Regions from separate parts of the Homo sapiens genome. Here region 1 is linked to region 2. Evidence: chromatin loops called from intact Hi-C (ENCODE). Cell type or tissue: PC-9. All regions are shown on one strand. Links, peaks and the distances in the headings refer to the core of each region. The heading gives the core; the rest is flanking DNA. Region 1 overlaps BIN1 (bridging integrator 1). Region 2 overlaps CYP27C1 (cytochrome P450 family 27 subfamily C member 1).

Region 1 (4,000 bases), core at 1-4,000, 130 kb before region 2:
GCAACAAAACGGGGCAAGTGGGCTATATCACTAATGCCTGCTGTCTCTGGAAGCCATCTTTTCCCCTCCTACTTATAGGGATATCCTAAAATGCCACATAGAGCTTGCACTGTTTTTACATTTTTCTCTTAAAACTTGTTTTGGCAGACCATTAATCTTAATTGTTAAGGTCATTTTGCCAAGATGCTTTCAGACCACACTACAACTGCCAGATATTTCACTGAAAGCACAGGCACGAGCGGAGGTTTATTCCTCACACACGGTGATTCTCATTACTGAGAATATTCCTCTCTTTGATTTGGCCACTAGGGAGCTCAGAGCCGAATCTTCATCCTATTTATAAACAACTATGTTCTGTGGCATATATTTTTACAGACTAATTTTATATAAATGTTCCTTCTCTGAAACACCTTTCTCTATTTTTTAAACTTTTCGTAAGTTGTCTCCAATCTTCGAAGGGAAAAAGGAAAAGTTAAGAAGGAAAGAGAAAGTCTAAAAGGCAGGAAACCGTACTTAGAAGTGTGAGTCAGGGGAGGCCCCAAGCTGCTTTTCCTCCTCCGACCCTGGGCCTGGAATCCACCATCATCACTTCATCCATCTGGGCCCAAGAGACAAAGTCAGACCCACCACTGGGGGCGGGGGTGCCAGCCCTGGGTCTCTCCAACTGCAAAGTTCAACAGCTTTGCGTTTTAGTTGCCAGATAGGTTAAAATGAAAATAACACAAGAGAGAAAGGTACGCTAATCAGACCAGACCCTGTCGCACAGTGGATTCACGCAGACGAAACAGGCCTATTTAAATGTCTCAAAAGCATGGGAGAAAAATTAAAATTGAGAAAATGCTAGTAATTTTTTCCTACAAATTGAGAAACTGCCACCATTGTCTAACACTGCACTCCCTGGGCCAAGGTTGCTAGAGAACACATTCACAGTTTGAGAGGGCCTGGTCTACATTCTCAGGTGGTCTACCCAGGCAAGGACCCAGGACACTCTCAAAGCCTCCCCAGCATGCCCTGCTGCCCTCCTGGGCCCAGGCACTCCTGAAGGGGGCTGTTCCACAGGGCCGGGAGGGAGCCCTGTGGTCACCGGTGTGTGCTGAACCTGGCAGGGAAGGAGGAGTTCAGGCTGCCCCTCCCACGACTCTGACTCTGACCCTCGGCCAGGGTGGGGTGTGGCCCCTCAGAGGGGTCCCCATGGCCTACCTTGCTCATCTCCTTGTGGAAGTTTTCCTCCAGGCCCGCGATGCTCTGGAACGTGTTGACGTAGAAACCTACGCGGCTACAGAAGGGCGGAAGGATGGGGGCCAGGTGAACAGGCAGGTCAGGACAGCAACTCAGAAATACCCACCCACGAGCGACCACACACGCTCATCAGAGGCACAAACCAGAGAGGGCCCAGGCACCGCAGCACTCAGGCTGGACACTGCAGCACACAGGCTGGGCACCGCAGCACGCAGACTGGACACCGCAGCACGCAGGCTGGGCACCACAGCACGCAGACTGGGCACCGCAGCACGCAGACTGGACACTGCCCCACGCAGGCTGGGCACCGTGCTGGGCCTCACCTGTTCCACAGGGACGGCAGCTCCTCCTGCAGATCCACATTCATCTCCTCAAACACCTTCTGGGCTTTGATGAGCTCCTCCTCGGCCTGGGGGGCAGCACGGGTCATTCCCCTCTGTTGGGCGTCCCAGCCAGCCCAGCCCCATGGCCAGTCCTCCCACCTCCTGCCCACCCCTCTTGGCCAGTGCGCTGGGACCAGGGCTCCGGGCAAGACAGAGGCTGAACTGGATGTGGACACCCATGCTGGCGACCTCCCCCTGCAGCCCTCCAGGACCCTGAGGACATCTGGGAAAGGGAGGGCTGAGCAGCCGTTGCCAAAGAGAGGCCCACGTGGCCGGGAGGGCAGTGAGCGTGGAGTAGGGCACAACAAGAGGGGCAAGCCTGGGGCTTGGCGAGCTGGACACGGGACATGCACAGAGGCAGACCCCAGACCCAGCCAAGTGGGGACCCTGCCCACTTCCACAATGAACCTCCTCAGGCTAGGTGCCAGCCCTGCCACTGCCTTCTGGCTCTCAGGGCAGCATCTGTCGCTGCCCCCAATTGCCCCCGCCCCTGAGTGCTCCCTCCCCATTTCTGAGGGCCAGCTCCTGGCAGCCTCAGCCACCAGCCTTCACTTCACCTCCCAGGGATGGTCCTTCCCACAAAGCCCTCTCCTGGGACCTGTCCCCACCAGAGGGAGACCAGAGGCAGCCACTCAGGCACCTCTAGGAATGTCAGGGGGACCCTAGAGGAGGGTGCAGGGCCAGGGAGGAGGCAGCCAGGCAGCTGGGCTGTGCCTGGTCCCACTCCTAGCCCACACCTTCCCCAGGGCAGGCCCTGCATCCTCCAGGCACTCACACCCACCAGGCAGTGGTGCTCAGGCCCCATCACACGGCCACAGAGTGCTGGGGAAGGGACTGCGGGCAGCAGGTGAGTCACAGACCCTGCCCGGTGCCCAGCCCGCCCAGGGAAGGGGCTGTGCTGGCTCACTGCGGGAGGACACTGCCGGCGAGAGTGACTCAGGGATTCGGGGTCTGAGTCACAGCCCAGGAAAGTGTCAGGCCCCGCCTAGGGAAACTTCCCGCCAGCAGCCTCACGTTCTCAGGCCGGGGCTGGGGCCCAGGCTGGGCCGCCTTCTGGCAAAGGCAGCCAGATGGCCGGAAGGCCACTTAACCACAAAGCACACGATTGCCCCAAGCCCAGCCAGCTGTCCCATCCAGCCTCAGACACCAGGACTAGCCCAGGTCAGCCCCTAGGCCCAGTGACTTGGGTTGGGACTGGAGGAGGGGCCACCATGGCTTCTGAAAGGTTACCTCCAGCTACTCGCTAGAGTGGGCGTGGGCTCCTTGCCTGGCTTTTCAGAATCTAATAAAAATTTAAAGGCAGAATGGGGAGCGGGGGGTGGGGAAGAATGTCTATTCCAACATGCACACCTCTCTTGGATCCAGGGACCCTGGGCACCCCACACCAGGAGGGGAATACTGCCCCTCCTCCGTCTCCAGGCTATGGCTGGGCCATCCCTGCCCTACTCCCCTGGGTGTCCCATTACCTGGCAGGGGGGCTGCCAACCATGGTTCTATGGAACTCATAAAATGAGTGAGTCCTAGGGGTACTGTTGTGAGCTGAGCACCATCACACATACCCCCTGCCCTCAACTGCCAACAGTGGGTCTAAAGTCCCACATTCCGTAAGAACCTGCCTGGACCACCCGGCTCCTGTACCCACTAGGACCCCCTCTCCATGAGGATGCAGCCACCACCCCCACAACTCCCCAGATGGCAACGGTGGGGACAGCAGTGAAGACAGCACCGCAGCTTGTCTGTGGGAACATCTGCACCCAGCCGTGCTCTCACCGCTCAGCAACGCTGCCGAGAGCAAGAGCGGGGACAGTTCCGCTTGAGTTCCTGGAAGTCAGGACCCGTGTCTTGTATTCCCTTTGGGTGACATTCCTCATATTCTGGCTCTTTAGGAAGCATGTGGAAGGGGCAGGGAGTAAGGTGAGGGCTGTCTGCCATGAGGAGAGAGTGCCCCCACCCCAGCTCCACTGAAGCTAACAGTGGGGAAGAGCAGAGTCACATGGGCCCGGGGTCCCGAGGACAGCATTCAGGACGCTGAGGCAGGTGTGGAGAGCAGCTCAGAACTAGCCCAGGGTCTGCATGGAGCCGGCCAGCCCCCTGGTGCAGCCTAGAGAGGATGCACTATCTCCCCAAAGTCAAGTTCCCAAGCAGGGCAGCCCCGGAGTCCCAGCTGTGCCATCTCACAGCCAGCCAGCTGCCCACAGGCCACTCCAAAGGCTCTCCAGCCTCCAGCCAGGTATGAGTGGGCTGGGGACAAGGAGGATGTGCTCAAATAAAGATGGGACCCAAATGGGACAGCTAGTTTGGCCAAAATGTGAAACACCCACAGCCCAGCACCCAAAGGTGTGATCACCTGCCTCACCCTCTCGCTGCTCCCCCAGGGT
Region 2 (15,975 bases), core at 7,634-11,633:
CAATCACTTGTGCTGGTAATAGTGAATAGTAATGAAAAAGGAATGAATGATGAGATTGTTGATCTTGGTTCGTACCTTTGATTCCATCTCTCATTTCTATAGTTCAAAAGCAGAACCAGCCCTGCCTCCCAGGGTAAAACTGGAATGTACCTACACAGTGAGTTTGAAAGAACACCAAAGTATCCATCACCCTAAAGCGATTATCTCTTTAAGGTATCTCTTTTAAATAATTAAGAGTCAGACAGGGCACCAAGGCTCAAGGGTCAAGTCTTGCAATGGGGACGCAGGCGGAACTCATGCCTTTGTCACTATTAAAGAAATGAGCTGAACAGCATGTTTTCAGGCAGCTACATCATGTGCTGGCATCTGGGTGGCTCAGCCTAAACACCTAACCTCTGACCCCTCGTGCTGACCTCTCAGAAACGCCTGCTCATTCCCATGCGGTAGAGGGAAGACTCACATGTGGACATGTGGGTCTCCTAACTTCAAGGCCATCGTGCCACACGGTATTTTTTCTTTTCTGAGTGGTTTGTTTGTTGAAAAAATTAAAACTATGCAGGAGACAAAAGACAAAAAACACTGCCCCCCCCCTCCGCCCCCCTACATCCAGTTTCCAGCTCCCAGGGAGCTGGGGTGGATCTTCCAAACATTCCTGTTCAATCAAATATCTTTTTCCTGATTTTAAGGGAACACATTAATATCACACCATGAAAGCTGTCCCTTTCCTTCCCAGTAGCCTTCAGGCATGTTCCTGTACTGTTGGGGCAGACGCCATTTATTTGGTTAAGAAAGGCCCCACTGTTGGGAGTTGAACAATGAGAACACATGGACACAGGGAGGGGAACATCACACACAGGGGCCTGTCAGGGGGATAGGGGGAAGAGGAGGGAAAGCATTAGGACAAATACCTAATGCATGTGGGGCTTAAAACCTAGTGGACGGGTTGATGGGTGCAGCAAACCACCATGGCACATGTATACCTATGTAACAAACCTACGTGTTCTGCACATGTATCCCAGAACTTAAAGTAAAATTAAAAAAAAAAAAAAAAAGAAAGGCTCCACTGTTGCTTCTGTGCCAAGAGACTTTCTTCATTAATTGGGGTTGAATTTTATCAATTATCTTTTGGGATGCTCATGTAATTTTCCTCCTTTTTATCTTGGTGAATTCTACTGACAGATTTTCTCTAGGCAGACCATCCTTGCATTCCTGAATACACCTGATGATATGTGAAGATGCCTTTCCGTTTTATACATTCAGCCTGCCAACTGTTGATTTTGCACATTTTCTATCTTCAATTATTAATCAGTCAGGCCAGCCTGTAGTTTTTATTTTCCATATCATCCTTTCCAGGTTTGAATATCAAGGTTATGCAAGTCTCACAAAATGAGACTTCCTTTTTCTATTCTCTATTTATATAAGATGATGATTACCTGTTCCCTGAAGGTTTGATAAAACTTGCCAATAACCCTGTCTAGGTTCAGGATAATTTAGGGGTAAATCTTTTTACCACTGACTCATTTCTTTGATCTGCTCTCACTGATTCGATATCTTAGGTCTGTTCTCTTTCATTTGAGTCAATTTGGATCACTTATATTTTTTCTAGTAAACAGTATGCTTTATCTAAGTCTTCAAATTCATTGGCAAAAAAACTGTTTTAGGTATTTTCTTGATTAAAAAAAAATAAACTCCTGTCTATACAGTTGTGCCTTCCTGCTCATTCCTGGTACTATTTGTGGCTTCTCTTTTTTTTTTCTTTTTTTTTTTTTTTTTTGAGACAGAGTCTTACTCTGTCACCCAGGCTGGAGTGCAGTGGCACGATCTCAGCTCACTGCAACCTCTGCCTCCTGGGTTCAAGCAATTCTCCTGCCTCAGCCTCCCAAGTAGCTGTGATTATAGGCACCCGCCACCAGGCCTGGCTAATTTTTGTATTTTTGGTAGAGATGGGATTTCACATGTTGGTCAGGCTGGTCTCGAACTCCTGACCTCATGATCTGCCTGCCTTGGCCTCCCAAAGTGCTGGGATTACAGGTGTGAGCCACAGTGCCTGGCTTTTTTCTTAACAATTAAAAATCATGGGCCAAGCGTGCTGGCTCACACCTGTAATCCCAGCACTTTGGGAGGCCGAGGCGATGGATCACTTGAGGTCAGAAGTTCGAGACCACCCTGGCCAGCATGGTGAAACCCCGTCTCTACTAAAGATACAAAAAATTAGCTGGGCATGGTGGCAGGTGCCTGTAATCCCAGCTACTCCAGAGGCTGAGGCAGGAGAATCGCTTGAACCCGGGAGACAGAGTTGCAGCGACCCGAGATTGCGCCACTGCACTCCAGCCTGGGTGACAGGGTGAGACTCTGAAAAAAAAAAAAAAAAATCATGGGCCAGGCACAGTGGCTCACACCTGTAATCCCAGCACTTTGGGAGGCCAAGGCAGGTGGATCACTTGAGGTCAATAGTTCGGGACCAGCCTGGCCAACATGATGAATCCCCATCTCTACTTAAAAATACAAAAATTAGCTGGGCGTGGTGATGGGCACCTGTAATCTCAGCTACTCCAGAGGCTGAGGCAGGAGAATTGCATGACCCCAGGAGGCGGAGGTTGCAGTGAGCCGATTGCACCACTGCACTCTAGCCTGGCGACAGAGCAAGACTCAAAAAAAATAATAAAATAAAATAAAAACCGTGATGCTCCCTTTCTACACTTGCCCAGGTAGAAATGAGGACTTTTTAAGCAAAAACTTTAGCAGTTATATTCATATGTTGACAGCAGCAAACAAGACCCCATCACGAGCTCCAAATACCATTTCACCGCTGGCCTCTTGCTCAGGTGTCTACCCCGGTTCTTCAGGCAGCCAGAGCCTGGGGGCAACAAGCATCCCTCCCAACTCACCGATGCCCTTCGGGAGGGTGCAGTGGCTGCGGGAGGCACAGCAGCATTTTAGGGAGCTGAGACCTTCCTGAAAACACTCCCCACAGCAGACTTAGTGCAGGGCTCAGAAGATGAGAACAGCTTCCACTTCTTGGGCACAGACTCTGTACGTGGACTGTTTTTACTCCTCACACACCTATCAGGCAGGGATTTGGCCCCTTTTGTAAATGACGTGACAGGCTCAGCTCAGGTGGCTGAGAAACCTGCCAAGGTCCCGGAGCCAGCAAGTGGCAGAACTGAGGGTGAAGCCAGCTTGCCCTGAGCTCCCCCTACACATCGAGCTGCCACTCACATACTCCCAGGGACAGGGGCAGCGGCCACATCCACACAAAGGTGGGATGGCCACTTGGTCCCACCAGCCCCACCCCAGCAGAGTCTCATGGGCCACCTGTGCCTCCAGAGCCAGCCCTGAGCCAGTGGGGGTTCTCCCCACACCTCGTTCTGTGCCTCCTCCCTGGGCAGTAGACCCTTACCTTCTCCAGCTCTGGTGCCCACCCTGAGCCTGACCATCCAGAATCCCTCTACCCCTCCTCCCAGCCAACCAGGCTTCCCTGGTCCCTTACTCTCCCTTCTGCCCAGCTCCGGTCTCCCAGTGAGCCTGGAGGGGGCACCTGCATGACTTGTAGGGGAAAAGTCAAGACACCTGGATCCTGCCCTGCACCTGCCACTGTGGGACTTGGTAAGTGGCTGTTGCTTTCTGAGCCTCGGTTTCCTCATCAGTAAAATGGGGAGATGAGGTCACCAGGCACTCCCCACATTCTCCAAATGTTCAGGCAACGATGGAGCTCCCAAACTTCGGGCCAAGGTTTCCCGTCGCTGAAACAGTCTTCTCCAACTTGCAGGAGAGGCTAATGGGTGGAATTTTCTCCGCCATTGACTTTACTTTTATAAAATTTCCTTCAGGTGTTATTTAGTTCCTGCTATAGCCTGAATCCAGATACGGTGCAAACCCAGAATTATGTATCTTCACATGTAAGGTGTTCTGTAACAACACCCAGGGCTTCCTGATGTTTCACAACCTAAGAAGCTTGAGAACCACTGCTCTGTGTAAATGGTTGGGTCAGTTAAACAAAGGAGACCAGCAAGAGCACCACTGTGCCTTTCCCGGGGGGGGGGGCTGCTGCTGACGGTGCCTGAGAGGCCAGCTCCTAACTGCAGACACGGCCACTAGAGGTGGAGGCGGGGTCCCCAATCCCCACAGGGCCTCGCTTAGACCTCCAGGGTTTCTCAGAGTGTAGCCACGCGGTTGGAGGACAGGGTGGGCACGGGAGATGGGGAGGCATTTTCAAAGGATATCATGCAGAGCTCTTATTTTTGGATAGGGTCTCACTCTGTCGCCCAGGCTGGAGTGCCGTGGTGTGATCACGGCTCACTGCAGCCTTGAACTCCTGGGTTCAAGTGAGCCTCCCGCCTCAGCCTCCTGAGTAGCTGGGACCACAGGTGTGAGCCACAGTGCCTGACGGCTCTTGATCTTAAGTTTCCAAAACCGTCTTTGCTTTTCAACCTGGAAGTCTTTATCCTGTTGTGCCCAGTAGAAAGAGGCCGAACCCAAAGGCCAACGTTTGGCCTCCACGCCCTACCTGGATCACGACGAGGTGAATCTCCAGTTCTGCAATTCTCCGCCCTATGCAGCTGCGAACCCCATGACCAAAGGGGATGGATCCAAAATTGTCAACTCTATCTAAGTCTCCTTTCCGCAGCCAGCGCTCAGGCCGGAACTCCTTGGCCCGAGGGAAGTTCTCATCCTGGTACGATGTGGCATAGTGGCAAAGGGCCAGCTGGGTCTGAGGAAATCAGGGATGACAGAAAAGGGAAAAGGGGCAGAATCACTCAAGAGCAGGGCAGGGCCCAGAGCCCTAGCCGGACAGTCTCCCGGGGTGCTCCCGCCTGGGGGCCGCCCGGGTCCACTCACACCCAGGATGGCAGCCGCTCCCCCCTTCCCACTCCACACTGCACCCCAAATGTCACTGCAGCCACTGAGAAGACCGTCGAGCCCTTCAGAGACTCCCAGCGGTGACTGGCCACTTCCACACGGCCTGGGGAGCAGGCCAAGGAGCATGGGCTGCCTTGCTGGTGAGCAGTAAGTTTCCAGAGCAGTGAGATCACACCATTCCCTTCCTTTCTCCCAACACCCCATCTTCATCTTAAAATACATGCAAAAGAAAAGGAAACCTATTGATCTCTGCTTAGGGACAAAGACTTCCTGAAGGTAGAAGCAGATTCCAATTCAACCCCGACCCGCAAGGCCTGGCCACCCCCATGGCCCCAAACTCACGCCTTTCGGAATCAGATACCCGCCAATAACCAGGTCTTCCTGGGTGACCCGGCCGTTCCCTGGCAGCACTGGAAACAGCCTGGAAAAGAGCCAGCGGGGACGGGAATGGCGTGGTGACTTTCACAGTATTTTATTGAACGTTCAGAACCCTGGATATATTCCCATTTCCATTAAAAATTCTTAAAAAGTAACACATGGTACATTTTCAACTGAAACATTTTGCAAGGACCTTTGCTGCTTCTTTGTTGGCTTGCTTTACCAGCGAGTATTCTGAGGAATGTGGAAAAGACTCCCAAAGCAAAACATTTGCAAAACACAAAGCCAAGCCTTTCACATGCCATTGTGTTCCCAGGAGGGAAATTCCAAGTTTCTAATATTTTATGTGACCACGGGACCACTTTATCAAGGAATAGTTCATAGGACTTAAGGCCCCATGAAATGCATTTGGAGAAAAGATACTTCGGCGATCGGATTATCTCAGAAAACCCTGAATAAAACTTTAATTGACAAATACCAATAAACCCCACAGCCAGCTGCTTCTTTTTTTTTAATTTTGAGGTTCAACAGCATGCTATATAGGTTGACGGTCATTATCAAGTCAGCTTTGAAAGAATTCTTTAGTATATACTGCAGAAAACAAGCTTTGCTTTTTGTCGCAGCATTTCCTCACAGAGGATGCCGTGTTTGGGGGAAGGGATGTAATCCGTCCCTAATCCCACCTCCTACCCAAACCATCCCCTCAACCCAGGACAACCCACATCCCTCCGGCTTTTCTGTTTGTCAGGAAAGCCCTGTCTGGGAGTAATTGAGCCTCACTGGGTGGCGTCTAAACCCAGATGAGAACATTCACTCAAGAACCATGAGGTTTGTATCCAGGTCTGCAAATCAGCTGAACAGGTCAAACTATTTTCCTAACAAATCGATCTTGTTTCGTGTTATCTTCAGAGGAACAAAGTCAAAGGCCATTGACCCAGGAACATTTTGGGAAACCCCCAGTAAGCCAATTGGCTAAAGCAGGGACAATATTCAATGACTGCTCCAAAGATCTTTTTTCTTTTTTTTTTTTTTTTGAGACAGAGCCTCGCTCTGTTGCCCAGGCTGGAGTGCACTGGTGCAATCTTGGCTCCATCACCTAACTTCAAGCGATTCTCTTGCCCCAGCCTCCCAAGTAGCTGGGACTACAGGTGCCTACCACCACGCCCTGCTAATTTTTGTATTTTTAGTAGAGACGCAGTTTCACCATGTTGGCCAGGCTGCTCTTGAACTCCTGACCTCAGGTAATCTGCCTTGGCCTCCCAAAGTGCTGGGATTACAGGCGTGAGCCACTGTGCCTGGCCCAAAGATCTTTACAGAGAACAAGGATTATGTCGACCCATAAAACAGAATGGTCTTTCTGCTATTCTGACAAGAGCAGAGAAAAAATAACAGTCACGAACATCCTCATCCTGAACAGGTCAGCCGGGGGGGCATTTGGAGGACTTGTTGTGATAGAGAACCAGGGACCTAAGGGACACAGTTTGTTGACGGATTCTGGCGAGCCTTTTACCTCAGGGTTTCCTTAAGGAGAGCTCTGACCAGCGGGACCTTGGGGACATCAGCTGCAGTTGGAACATGCCTTTCCCCTAAATTCTTCACAATCTCCCGGTACACCGTCTGCTGCACTTCTGGGTGCCTTGCCAGGAGGTACACAGTCCAAGACAAGGTGAAGGACGTCTAAGGAGAGAAAGTGGCAGACACAGGCAGGCAGTGAGTAACACCAGGGACTGAAACAGAGGCGGTGGCAGGTAGGAAGTCCCCTGGGAATACACACAGCACAAAGTCAAACTCATCCAATTCCATATAGCACCTAATGTCTTACTAAAAACGAAAGACTGTTTCCTTAATTCATGGCAAATAAATAAATAAATAAATAACTGAACGTATTTGGCAAGTGACATTGACTCTATGATTCATGTGCTCCTGTCATGAAGAGCCACAGGAAAAATGATCCTGGAGCTTTTTTTAATCACTGAAGAGCAATATGTCAGGGATGCCGTGGAGCCTGGAGGATCTGCTGGGACTTTGTGTGACCTTCTTTGCAGGGCTTGCTCGGTGTGTGCCAGAAAGGGCCTCAGGCTGCCCCCCGGCATCCCCAGGATGCTGGGCCCGGCCCACTCTGGCTGCCCTAATCTAGAGATTGGAGTGCACAGGAGATCACTAGTTAGCCATCGTGTCCTGCCTTCATCAAGTAAGGTCCACACAGAGCAAGTCAATAACTCGTCTATGCAAAGCAGTGTCTTTTTTTTTTTTTTTGAGACGGAGTCTCGCTCTGTCGCCCAGGCTGGAATGCAGTGACGCGATCTCGGCTCACTGCAAGCTCTGCCTCCCGGGTTCATGCCATTCTCCTGCCTCAGCCTCCCGAGTAGCTGGGACTACAGGCGCTCACCACCACGCCCGGCTAATTTTTTGTATTTTTAGGAGAGACAGGATTTCACTGTTAGCCAGGATGGTCTGGAACTCCTGACCTTGTGATCTGCCCACCTCGGGTCTCCCAAAGTGCTGGGATTACAGGCGTGAGCCACCACGCCCGGTCAGCCATGTCATTTTTTATACCTCTTCTCAAACCTTTCTACTTATTGAAAATAATTGTTTTATTCTCGTAGGTCCCAAGATTTTCGCTAAAATCAATAGTATCATCTATGGGACTACATTTCACTCTCTAGTAAACAAGGAAATGCCACAGTATAAAGGCCTTTCTCTTTCACCAAAAAAAAAAAACTAATTTAAGCAGGCAATATTGATATCATTTTCTTGTAGAAGATATCACGTGTTTTAGAGGGCAGCCCTCTTGTATATATAATATAATGTGCAAGGTCTTATAAATTATAAAAGATTACTTAGATGCTTCCTATCAAGAGAATAGAAAATTTCTATTTAGATCACATTTTTATGGAAAAAATGTGGTATATCCATACAATGGAATACTACTTAGTAATAAAAAAGAATCAATTACTGTTCTATGCCACCACATGAATGAACCTGAGTCATTCTTCTGAGTGCAGGAAGCCAGATGGAAAAGACAGCATGCTATATGATTCCATTCTCATCAATGTTTAGAAAAATGTGGCAGTGGTTTCATAAATGATTCCATCTGTCAAAAATCTGTATCGCATTATGCAGTTTAAATGGAGTTGACTATGCATAAGTTATACCGCAATAAAATCATACTAATTTTTAAAAATCAGTATGAAGTTGTAAGAATTTGTTCCCTGGCTTCTATTGTAGGATGCTAAAAGGAACAGCTTCCTTCTGAATGCCACCTCATTGTGATGTTCTTAGTTACCACCAGGGGACAGGAGGCACAAGCTCAGCGACGAAGCCATTCATTGATTTCTTCACCTTTCAAGTGGTGTCTTAATTTGAGCGAATCCACACCATCACATTCAGGTAGTTAATTAGAATTCTCATTGATTGCATCATTTAGTTTGCATTTAGTTCATATACTTTTTGTTTTATTGTTGCACAAAATCCAAAAGAATAAGGAGTTTATGCTGTGTGGGTTTGTTTTTGTTTTGTTTTGTTTTGTTTTTCGCTTTTACATGCTTAAGTGATATTACAATAAAAATAAAGCCTTGAGGCTTTTTTGCCCCTTTAAGATGTAGGTCTGTGCGGGGCGTGCCTTATTCAAGGCCGGGAAGCACCCGTGCAAAGGAAAAGCTTTGAGATGATGGGCTTGGTTGTTTAGTTTCCCCACCTGTTAATGAAGTCAATGACTCCTACCTTAGAGGAAGCTGTGAGACAGGCAGGGTGTGCGTGCAATGCTTTGGAAACAGCGAAGCGTCACGCAATCTTAATTCTCTCTTTCCACCCGACCACCAGCAGCACCCCAGCCCGCAGCTTCCCCAGTTTCCAGCCAGAAATTTCATTATCTTCCACCCACTGAAAGCATCAGCCTAGCTCCTCCCTGTTTTGCCATTTCCTTTTAGCAAATTTTACAACTGCTTTCACCTGTACCTACACGGCGATCATTTTCACACGTATCCTATTAATTGTATCATATTACACATGTGCTTTTGAAAGGAACTTGGCTCCTTATTCCCCCCGGACCATGCCACCCCCAGCCAGCCAAAAACCCATGTTAACTATCTAGTGTGTTCCCTCCACGCGCTGCTCTGTGTTCGCACAGTCACGGACAGATGTGCAGATGCACACAGCCGGGAGGGGGCGGTGCCGCTGCATCTTACTCACAGGACACAGTATACATGCTGGTCTGCCTCTTCCTTTCCCATCGGATAGCCTGTGGGTTCCCCCCAGGTTAATGGGCAGTGCTCTGTCTCATTCTGATATGAACCCTCCCTGGTCCCAGTGTATCATTGATCTGCCATGCTACTGGGCTCCATTCACAGGGAATTTGTTGATACACACACACACACACACACACACACACGCACTCATCAACCAAACTGCTTTAGTTTACTTTCTTTACACTCTCTTTAGCAGGTTTTGGTTTTGAAGTTATGTTGGCTTTATAGAACAAATTGGGGAGTGAATGAAATGAATTCTTGGCTTTATAAATAAATTCCATGGCCTGGAATATTTTAAATGATAACTAATAAGGTTTTTAATGTCTGTACCCTCTTCATGTATGAAATTATGAAACAATGACAAAATGTTTACAAATCAGGAATGATTTGTAAACTTTAAACATTTATTATCATTTTGTGTGTGTGCTAATGGAATTTTGGTTATGCTTTTCACAGAAATCATTATGCACCTTACATTTAATATACAATCATGCATCGTATAGTGATGTTTTGGTCAATGATGGACCCAATATACAATGGTGATCCCATAAGATTATAAAGCCACATTTGTACTGTAGCTTGCCAATGTTTAAGTATGTTAGATACACACATACTTACCACTGTGTTCCAGCTGCCCACAGTATTCAGTACAGTAACATTCCGTACAGTTGTGTAGCCTAGGAGTAATAGGCTCTACCGTGCAGCCTAGGTATGTGGTAGGCTACCATCTAGGTTTGTGTAAATACACTCTAAGATGTTCACGCAATGACAGGACCACCCAACAACGCATTTCTCAGAACAAATCTGCATCATTAAGTGAGGCGTGACTGCATACACAGAGTTTTCTCCTCCTGGAGCCCCCCAGCAGTGCAGCAGGCCTAGTACAAACATGAACAGTGTGCTAAACAAATCTGCCTTAAAAGTAGACAACGGCCAGTCGCAGTGGCTCATGCCTGTAATCCCAGCACTTTGGGAGGCCAAGGCGGGTGGATCACCTGAGGCCGGGAGTTCGAGACCAGCCTGGCCAACATGGTGAAACCCCCGTTGCTACTAAAAGTACAAAACATTAGCTGGAAGTGGTGGCGGGCGCCTGTAATCCCAGCTACTCTGGAGGCTGAGGCAAGAGAATCACTTGAACCTGAGAGGCAGAGGTTGCAGTGAGCCGAGACCATGCCATTGCACTCCAGCCTGGGCAATAGAGTAAAACTCCATCCTCCCGCTCCAAAAAAGTAGACAACGTCCATGAGGTGATGAGGAAGGGGTTATCGTGTGTTGCTTGCTGAGAACAGGACCCCCAGACTCACCGTGTCGACGCCGGCCAGCAGCATCTCAGTCACGTTGGCGTAGATCTCCTGCAGCGTCAGAGCCTGGCTAAGGAAGAGGTATGTGAGAAGTCCCCCGCTCACCCTCCGGCCTCGGTCCATTTGGTACTGTATGTCCCTCAACTTGTTGTCAACATGAATTTGGCCTGTTTGAAAACAGTATTTCTTTTGAAAGGAGTTTGGGTTGAGAATCATCTTTTCAGTCTCAAAGCCCTCTGTCCTCCCAGTAGCTTAACTAAACCAGTGGCAGGTGACAGAGGGTAAGGAAACCCAATTTATCTAACGTCAACCTGGGAGTTTCACTCATACACTTGCTTATGTAAATGAATGAAAAGTTAAAAGACAAGCTAAACGTATCTTCCTTTTTAAAAATAAGCTGTAGGATATTTGCAGATGTTTGCTTTACTAATCCAATAGCCAAATAAATTATTTATATAATATGAGTAACAAAATGCAAACTCTTTTATTTTTTTCTACCACACTTTCAGAAGAGAAAATGAGTGGAGGGGAAAAGGCCACACATTATTATCTGGGATGTTACCATACAGCACAGACTTCAGGACTTCTATATTCAAATAAATGTTGTGGTTGTTGTTGTTTCCTTAAGACAGAGGCTCGCTCTGTGGCCCAGGCTGGAGTGCAGTGGCAGGATCTCGGCTCACTGCAACCTCCGCCTCCCGGGTTCAAGCCATTCTCCTGCCTCAGCCTCCCAAGTAGCTGGAATTACAGGCACGCGCCACCACGCCCAGCTAATTTTTGTATTTTTAGTAGAGACGCAGTTTCGCCATGTTGGCCAGGCTGGTCTTTAACTACTGACCTCAGGTGATCCTCCCACCTCGGCCTCCCAAAGTGCTGGGATTACAGGCGTGAGCCACTGCACCCAGCCTAAATATTGATCTTGAAAAGACACCATGAAACACTTTATTCAGTGTTAGCATTGCTCTAGAACATTGTTCTAAGCATTTTGAAAATAATTTCTTTATTTTTGGCAATGCTTTTATAGTAAAAATTTTAGTCACATAAGAAAACAAATCTCTTTGTAATCTCACCTTGGATTTGAACAAAAATTGTCACATTCAAATGAATGTGCGTGGACCTGAAACTCTACATTTTAAGCACTGACCAATTTATTTGGAGTAAAGACATCATCTTGCATGGACATTTACTTGTACCTGTCCCTGCTAGCATGCTAGTGAAAATAAAAATTATTTTAAAATGAAAAAACTGATCATGTTACCTGTAGTCACAACCCACATGCTTTTTGCTTCTTTGAAAAACAAATCCATGGCCAGGCGTGGTGGCTCACACTTGTAATCCCAGCACTTTAGGAGGTCAAGGTGGGTGATCACCTGAGGTCAGGAATTCAAGACCAGCCTGGCCAACATGGTGAAACCCCATCTCTACTAAAAATACAAAATAATTAGCCAGGCATGGTGGCAGGTGCCTGTAATCGCAGCTACTCAGGAGGCTGAGGCATGATAATCACTTGAACCTAGGAGGCAGAGGTTGCAGTGAGCTGAGATCACACCACTGCACTCCAGCATGGGCGACAGAGCCAGACTCCGTCTCAAAAAAAAAAAAAATCCAAAAGTTATGGGTCCAAAAACTAACACGTGACTACATCTAGGCATCCTCTGCTATGGTCACCCATTGTCTGGATGAGAGTTAGACACACAACACGGCAGGTCAACCTGCTTCTGCAAAAGGTGCTCTCAATTCTTCTCTTACTGAATTTGAAGAGTCCATCCCAGGACCTGCAGAATTCCCGCCAGGGCTTTGGGATGAAGGGGCGAAGCCATCTGGGGATGGCGCCTGCATACATGGAGGTCTTGAACATGCTAAACATGAGCTCCAGGGCCTCGATGTATTCCACAGTCAGCTGTGGGATGCTGTTTTCCAGGCAGCCCAAACGACTCTCATAAAGGATGGTGGCCACTCCTAGACAGGAAAGAGAATTTGAAAACCCTCTTCTAGATTATTTACCATACCAACAGGCAATGTTGGGCCATAAATGCAACTTTCAAACGTGGTCCAGGTGCCTTTCATGAATGAGGCATCGTCCCTCTGAGGATTTCTCTGCATCCTGAACTGCAGGGTGCTGGCATTTAGGGCTGACAGGTGGTGCTGTTGCTGCTTCACCTAAGGAGCCCCACAGCCCTGGGAGGCACAGATGAAGAAGCCCACTCTCTGGAGGAAATTCGAAGACTCTGAGAGTTTAAGTAGCTTGGCTAAGGCTGCAGAGGAGGACCCTGGGACAGATCTGGAGCACAGGTCTGAAATGATGAGCCCTGGGGAGGGGACAATCACCGAGCGTGTCACTGCTCTCCCCCAACACCCTCCTCTCAGGAAGGAGTCGGCAAACCTCACATGGCCTCTCCCTGCCCCACCTGGCCACTGGGGATCGCCTTCCAGCCACTTGCCCAACTTGAGGAATTGAAAAGTGACTCCTCCTGGCCAAAACGCAGAGCCCAGGCCTGGAGAGCTAAAGGCGCAGCAGAAGTGGCCTGGATGAATCCGTGTCGGGCAGAGCTGTGAACTGTATTTACCAATCACTTCTGGGATGATTTTGTTACTAATTTTAGAGAAAATTAACATCAGAACTCTGCAAAGCTAACTTGAGTGAAAGTTGAAGGTAAGCTTTTTTTAAAAAAGATGAGAAAGCTGATAGAAAGTCCTCCAAGATGCATTCTATTTTTTTTTTTTTACACAAACATCACCATGTTAGACCAACATGCTTTTTTTTTTTTTGAGATGGAGTTTCACTCTTGTCACCCATGCTGGAGTACAATTGTGTGGTCTTGGCTCACTGCAACCTCCGCCTCTCTAGTTCAAGCGATTCTCCTGCCTCAGCCTCCCAAGTCTCTGGGATTACAGGTGCCCGCCACCATGGCCCAGTTAATTGTTGTATTTTTAGTAGAGACAGGGTTTCACCATGTTGGCCAGACTGGTCTCAAACTCCTGACCTCAGGTGATCCACCCGCCTCGGCCTCCCAAAGTGCTGGGATTACAGGCGTGAGCCACCGCACCCAGCCCCAAGATGCATTCTTAAGTAAAGAGAAAGCACGGTGCAGAACAGTATGTTTGGTGTACTACCCTTTATTGTTTAAAAATAAAAAGAATATTCACATGCGTTTTTCTGTATGTGCATAAAACATCTCTTGACATATACATGAGAGACTAGTGACCTTTGCTGCATTCAGGAAAGAGGGAGACCTTCACTGAAGCCTTTTTGGTATTGCTATTTGAACAGGAATGTACCACTCATTCAATATGACTAAAAGCTAGAATGAGTTTGAAGTAGATGCCCTCTCAACTTCACTCCTTTTTAAAAATTATGCTCAAACAAAATGTTTTTTTTTTTTGAACATGTAAATTAGTAATTAGGAACATGGCTTCTTGAGTTTAAAAGACCTGAATTTGAAACTAACTTTCTGCCTCTAAAAAGAGGGATGGGGGTGTGGCATTGGGCAAGTTCTTTTTTAAGTCCAGTTTCAGCCAGGTGCAGTGGCTCATGCCTGTAATCCCAGCACTTTGGGAGGCCAAGGCGGGCGAATCACGAGGTCAGGAGTTCGAGACCAGCCTTGCCAACATGGTGAAACACTGTCTCTACTAAAAATACAAAAAATTAGCCGGGAGTGGTGGCAGGTGCCTGTAATCCCAGCTACTCGGGAGGCTGAGGCAGGAGAATCGCTTGAACCTGGGAGGCAGAGGTTGCAGCGAGCCAAGACCACATCATAGCACTCCAGCCTGGGTGACAGAGCAAGACTTCATCTCAGAAAAAAAAAAAAAAAGTCTCAGTTTCCTCATTGGTCAACGGTGGTTCACACCAGGTTCACGTTAGCACCGTGGAGGTGACATGCATGTATGTCCCAGACTTAGCACACTGCCTGGGACCCAGGGAATGATCCAAGATGACATCTGCAGGTTTGGGGCAAGTATCCATTCTTCCCTCCTTCCCACCTGCTGATTCCACCTCACCTTCCATTGAATATTTGAAGAAAAGATCATTGACATTGGTCACGGTTTCTCCATCTTCTGCCTGGCTCCTGAGGAGGTAGATTCTTTTAATTAAGTCAGCAATAACTTGGTTGACTTCTCCAGAATAAATGGCCACATCTTTCGGTTTCAGAATTCTTTGTCTCAATACGCTTCTCATCTTGAGCCACTGTTCACCCTCCCTAGAAGAATCAAGTGAGTTTCAAATCATCTTACTTACACTGACATTCTGGGAAAGAATTCAAGGAACCTCTAGAAAAAATTTCAGCCATAAAGAATCAACAAGAGCTGCCCAACAAAGTAGAATTAAGACAGGAAAGACTTTTTGCTGGGGAGAGAGAAGTTAATAACTGCAGCCCTGGAGCCTGTTAGAGCTTCTTACACTCTTGCCTTTGAAGCAAACTTTAAGGAAAAAACTACCAGTGGTAAGTAATAATCTTTAGTAAAAGTAATACGACTTCCTTTAAAAAATCTTGAAATAATATTGTAATAAAGAAATGAGATTGCTAATTAGCAAAAGAAAAATATATATATATATGCATACATATGTATATATAAATGAAGTAAGTACTGATATTAAAAAAGAAAAAGAGGGCCAGGCATGGTGGCTCATGCCTGTAATCCCAGCACTTTAGGAGGCCAAGATGGGTGGATCACCTGAAGTCAGGAATTCAAGACCAGCCTGGCCAACATGGTGAAACCCCATCTCTACCAAAAATAGAAAAATTTAGCCGGGTGTGGTGGTGGGCACCTGTAATTCCAGCTACTCGGGAGGCTGAGGCAGGAGAATCACTTGAACCCGGGAGGCAGAGGTCATGGTGAGCCAAGATCACGCCATTGCACTCCAGCCTAGGCGACAGAGCGAAACTCCATCTCAAAAAAAAAAGAAAGAAAGAGAGAGAGAGAGAGAGAAAAGGAAGGAAGGAAGGAAGGAGGGAGGGAGGGAGGGAGGGAGGAGGGAGGGGGGAGGGAGGAAGGAAAGAGAGAGAGAAAGAAAGAAAAGAAAGAGAGAGAGAAAGAAAGAAAAGAAAGAGAGAAAGGAAAGAAAGAAAAAGAAAGAAAGAAAGAAAGAAAGAAAGAAAGAAAGAAAGAAAGAAAGGAAGGAAGGAAGGAAGGAAAGAAAGAAGGAAAGAAAGAAAGAAAGAAAGAGAGAGAGAGAGAGAGAGAGAAAG

Evidence for each region. Peaks named below come from ENCODE experiments on the same cell type or tissue, not always from the same donor. Only the 100,000 strongest peaks of a DNase experiment are listed, where the experiment ranks them.
Region 1: a loop joins it to region 2, with 5 times the contacts of the local background. A loop is called at or near these places in 3 of 110 quality-filtered maps.

Annotation. Positions count from the first base shown.
Region 1 is chr2:127,062,371-127,066,370 of GRCh38, forward strand. It overlaps BIN1 (bridging integrator 1), which reads right to left. Exons shown (of 19, transcript NM_139343.3): 8 at 1,563-1,648; 9 at 1,201-1,276. Among named protein-coding and RNA genes, the nearest start is that of BIN1, 43 kb to the right of the region's middle. RefSeq lists enhancers at 1-277, 1,728-2,553, 2,082-3,281, 2,403-2,697 and a silencer at 2,416-2,884. In PC-9, for the core only: CTCF peaks have their summits at 2,397 and 2,606; a DNase peak (open chromatin) is centred at 2,631; H3K27ac peaks cover 2,034 bases.
Region 2 is chr2:127,188,587-127,204,561 of GRCh38, forward strand. CYP27C1 (cytochrome P450 family 27 subfamily C member 1) reads right to left here. Exons shown (of 9, transcript NM_001367502.1): 3 at 14,786-14,985; 4 at 12,536-12,745; 5 at 10,790-10,953; 6 at 6,749-6,915; 7 at 5,203-5,281; 8 at 4,508-4,711. Among named protein-coding and RNA genes, the nearest start is that of CYP27C1, 24 kb to the right of the region's middle. RefSeq lists a silencer at 8,367-8,661. In PC-9, for the core only: CTCF peaks have their summits at 8,527 (motif pointing right), 9,392 (motif pointing right) and 9,593; a DNase peak (open chromatin) is centred at 9,415.